2 separate regions of the Homo sapiens genome follow, and region 1 is linked to region 2. Evidence: read pairs that join two places in POLR2A ChIA-PET (ENCODE). Cell type or tissue: PC-9. All regions are shown on one strand.

Region 1 (2,500 bases), 230 kb before region 2:
CACAGGTGGCTTCCCAAGCTTCTGAAGGAAAGCACCTCCAAGAATGGACTCGGTATTCCACAAAGACTCAACCTCCCATCCTTGTCTGGGCTCATTCAGCAAAGCTCACTGTTACTAATATCTTCGGAGGACAACAATCTCCCTCACCGACCTTGAGCCCTTACTGTGTCTGAGTGTGCCCTTACACCCAGAGTCCACTGCTCTCAACAGAAGAGAGGGCAGGGGGACAGCTGGAGGGAAGGAGCAACAAAAGGAATATTCTCCCAACCCTAAGGCTAGTAGGTCTCCCTGCAATCAGAGCCACCTCCCTGACACTCACCCTCCCGTCCTGCAGGAACAGCCACCAGCCAGCCAGCCAGCCAGGGCAATGAGTCCATCTCAGACCTCCACTGACCGATGAGTGCTGCAAAACAAGAAAGTTCCATTCCAGAGTCTGCCAAAGAAAAAGATGGGTACCTTGGATGCAACTCACTTCCAAATACATGTTGTGGCTCTCAACGACCCAGTGACACCAAGCGATCTTCTTTTGTTTGCTTTAACAAATAAATTCCCTGCCACCAGTAAAAGTAAGAAATTTAACTCCTGATTGCAAAGATCAGGAGTGGGTGGGTAGCGTCTTCACACATGAACAATGTGTGTGTCAAGGGTGAGAACTTAAGGAGTTAGAGCAGCTTGTTAACAAGGTGACATCTGAGTAGGGACAACCACTCAGTAATTGCTAAGTCCAATTTCCTGTTCCCTATCTTCCATGGCAAGTTGAAAAAAAGAAAAAGAGAAAGAAAAGCACTCATAGATTAGAATGGATACATCCTCAACTGCAACACCTGTCAAATGCAACAGAGATTTCTTACACTTGGCATTTCCACAAAAAAAGTGACAACAGTGTCACACATACCCCATATCCCTTAACAGGCCTTGAAGGCAACTCCTGCCTGGCAGGACGGCTGCTATCCCAGTCCCCATGCCACTGGCAGACTTTAGGGTGCACCTGGTAGGTGCCAGGGGTAGGGTCCAGAATGGACCCCCCCATTCCTCAACACCACACCCTGGAATGAGGAGCCAATGGGGCGCTCCTAGGATGAAAAGAATTTGAGTCCTTCAGCTCGAGGGTCTAAAGCACTTTTCTCAGCAGCAACACCACTGACACTTGGGGCTGCATAACCATATCCTGAGGACGGTAGGAAGTTTAGCACCATTCCTGGCTTCTACTCCCTAGATAACCCTGCCCCTAGGTGTCACAAGCAAAAATAGCTCTAAATATTGCCAAATGTCCCCTGGAGGCAAAATCGCACTGTTGAGAAACCACCACTCTAGAGAGAAGAGAGCTACTGCTTCTTCAGGCCCAGGAACATCCCACCTGGAAACAACTTTAAATCATTAACTACCAAGGGCTGGATGTCAGAAGCCAGCATGGCCAAAACCACTTTAGCATCATCATCTCTCCAACTTCCTCCTTCTCTATGCCTATCTCGAAGGTCACTGCAATCACTAGGTTGGCCAAAAAGGACAGTCTCAACACTTTCATCCCCCACATCCAAGAAGTGCCAGAAGTTACCCTTCTGCAGTAATGTCTCCTGACCCATCCCCTTGCCTCTCAAGCCCCTTGGCTGATGTGGAGAAGAAAGAAAAGTATCTGGCCAGGCACGGTGGCTCACGCCTGTAATCCGAGCACTTTGGGAGGCCGAGGCGGGTGGATCACCTGAGGTCAGGAGATCGAGACCATCCTGGCTAACACGATGAAACCCCGTCTCTACTAAAAATACAAAAAAATTAGCCAGGCATGATGGCACACGCCTATAGTCCCAGCTACTCGGGAAGCTGAGGCAGGAGAATCACTTGAACCCGGAAGGTGGAGGTTGCAGTGAGCCAAGAACATGCCACTGCACTCCAGCCTGGGCGACAGAATGAGACTCCATCTCAAAAAAAAGAAAAGAAAGAAAGAAAGAAAAGCATCTATATTCAGGAACCCACAAGAACATCGCCATTTCTGGTAGCCACTTGAAACATTTTATATCCTGTTTCTTTACTTGCCTCTTTGTTAACTTTTATTTATTAAATGTTGGAGCCAGGATTCAAAACTGAAGTAATTCCAGGGCACACGCTCTTGTAATTATACTACACTGCCTCTCAAATGGGAGGCAGAGAATGAGCCAACAAAGGAAACCAAAAATAATGGTTTCAGCACAACAGACTCAGAAGACCCAAGGAGAAGGCATCCAACACTATGGAAAAGAATAAAAGTCCCCACTGATCACCAAGTCTGCTGATCAACAGGTCACGGGAGATTGCATTTCCCTTTAGAGTGATTTATTGAAAAAAAGAAAAAAAAGGTTACACAAAAGGACAATTTCATCCATCCTGAAATGAGCCCGGGCACTAACAATGTCCGAAAGGATTATGCAGACAATATTAAAAAATATTTTTCATTACAGGATTTACATAAGGAGACATATGCTTCCTCTTTAAGAAACTACCCACAGAATACACAACTCACTGTGGG
Region 2 (2,500 bases):
CTCAGGAGGAATATGAGTCTTTCTTCCCAAACCTTTGCTTTATAATCAAATCGACTGAAACCTATAAATAAAGGTTAGTGTGGGTGGAGAGGGTACACTTAGGGAAATTCATTTTCTGGCATCACAGAATTATCTTAAATAATGTATAAGGAACCATTGGCTGTAGAGCTGTTATTGAACAATAACAGCAATATGCTCAGAGCACGATGCTGAGCTATATATGTTAATAACAAAGCTAACAAAAAGAAAGACGGCACTTGGTCCTATTTCATTTGCCAACTGGGAAATGAAATCATCAACATGCTTTATAAGTGGTTGGCTAGTTTTCATCATTTATATGTCAAATTTAAAAAAGGAAAACCGAGTTTTGAAGTATATTTTATAGACATTCTTCAGTAAATTTCACTTTTTACAAAACGGTATAGTTGGTCAGGCATGGTGGCTCACGCCTGTAATTCCAGCACTTTGAGAAGTTGAGGCGGGAGGATCACTTGAGTCCAGGAGTTCAAGACCAGCCTGGGCAATATAGTGACGTCTTCTCTAAAAAAAATAAAAAAATAAAAAATAAAAAGAAGCCAGATGTGGTGGTGCATGCCTGTAGTCCCAGCTACTCAGGAGGTTGAAGTGGGAGGATGGCTTGAGCCTGGGAGGTAGAGGTTGCAGTGAACTGTGATCATGCCACTGCACTCCAGCCTGGGTGACAGAGCAAGACCTTGTCTCAAAACAAAAAACTGTATAGTCAGTTAGTCAAATCTTGGTGTTTGCAGGGAGGGCTTGGTTTAAAACTCATTTTCCCTTGTAAGATATTTGCATATTCTAAATTAAAGATTACTCTGCTGCCTTTTTAGTACTAGGAAAAACAGAAGCCCTCTTGTGGTCAGATTAAAAAATACAAGCTGTGTTCCGTGAATCAGTTTCAGGGCTTAGTTTTAGCTAGACTAAGCCTCACTCAAACTGATTTTTACCAATGTTTTACCATTAGGAAAAATATAACACACATAAAAGAAGCAGTGTTTTAACATATACTCTGAAAGAATTGAGACTCTAAAAAGAAACAGATTAATTTTAACTGTAGCGGAAGCCGAATGACAATCACATCATATAGCTTTTGTAACTGTCCTCTTCCTGCTGTGACTTTATTGTGGGATTTTAAAATTAGGTGTGGCATCATAGTGTGATGATAATTACACAGCTTGGCTCGTTAAGGCCATAAAACATTGTGGATTTGAAAAGCAGTACACTCCTGTAGTTAGAACACAGGGGGCTGGGATCAGAACTGGTTTGGTTTGCACAAAATCAATTATTTCTCTCCTTGTGTCTCCTGCATTTACTTCTGGAGTTAAGAAATGGGTGTTTGGCCAACGCTTCTTTCTTCACTGGGCTCTGAGAAGCCTGTTCTTCGGTTTTCTACTCAAGCTGCTATCTGTAGGCCTGGCTTTGCTAAGCAACTCTTTCTTTTCCTAAAGATCTTTTGTTTTAGGGTATACTTTTCTGTTTTAAGGACATAATTATAGATTTGCAAGAAGTTGCAAAAAAAAAAAAAATGTACAGGGAGATCCAACATACCCGTCACCCAGCCTTGTCTGATGGTCATGTCCATATAACCAGACACATTATAGAAATTAGGAACCTGATATTGGTACAATCCATAGAGATTTAATTGCATTTACTAGCTTTACAAACACTCATTTGTGTGTGTGTGTGTGTGTGTATAAAGTTCTGTGCAATTTTGTCACATGTATACATTCATGTACCTGTAACTACAGTCAGATACAGAATTGTGGCCTGACACAGTAGCTCACATGTGTAATCCCAGCGCTGCAGGAGGCTGAGGCAGGAGGGTCGCTTGAGGCCAGGAGTTTGAGACCAGCCTGGGCAATATAGGGAGACCCTATCTCTACAAAAAAATTAAAAAACTAGTCAGGTGTGATGGCAGCACCTATAGTCCTAGCTGCTCAGGAGGCTAAGGCGGGAGGATCACTTGGGCCTGGGAGATCAAGGCTGCAGTGAGCCATGATCACGCACTCACGCCACTGCACTCCAGCCTGGGTGACAGAGCAAGACCCTGTCTCAGAAAAAGATACAGAATTGTGCCATTAGCCCAGGCTACCCCATTATGTCTACACCCAAGTTCTCTTCCTCCCACTCCTACCTGTGGCAGTCATGAATCTGTTTTCTATCGCTATAGTTCGGTTATTGTAAAATGTTATATAAATGGAATCATAACTTGTTGAGATGGACTTTTTTTTCACTCAGCATAATTCCCTTGAGATCCATTCAAGTTGTTGTCTATTCCATGGTATGGCTAGACCACAGTGTGTCTAACCATTTGCCCACTGAGGGACATTTGGCTTGTTTTCAGTTGTTTAGCTCTTGGGAATAAGAGCTACTATGAATATTCTTTTTTCTTTTTTTTTTGACACAGAGTTTCACTCTTGTTGCCCAGGCTGGAGTGCAATGATGTGATCTTGGCTCACTGCAACCTCCAGCTTCCGAGTTC

The links. Peaks named below come from ENCODE experiments on the same cell type or tissue, not always from the same donor. Only the 100,000 strongest peaks of a DNase experiment are listed, where the experiment ranks them.
Region 1: POLR2A ChIA-PET joins it to region 2 with 13 read pairs; 5 of 35 experiments call an interaction of 5 or more read pairs at or near these places.

Annotation. Positions count from the first base shown.
Region 1 is chr5:16,905,195-16,907,694 of GRCh38, forward strand. All of the region lies in intron 1 of MYO10 (myosin X), which reads right to left. Among named protein-coding and RNA genes, the nearest start is that of MYO10, 30 kb to the right of the region's middle. In PC-9, no CTCF peak of the experiment used is centred here; a DNase peak (open chromatin) is centred at 1,237.
Region 2 is chr5:17,131,840-17,134,339 of GRCh38, forward strand. BASP1-AS1 (BASP1 antisense RNA 1) reads right to left here. Exons shown (of 3, transcript NR_027253.1): 3 at 1-61. Among named protein-coding and RNA genes, the nearest start is that of MIR10522, 23 kb to the right of the region's middle. In PC-9, CTCF peaks have their summits at 845 (motif pointing left) and 1,044; no DNase peak of the experiment used is centred here.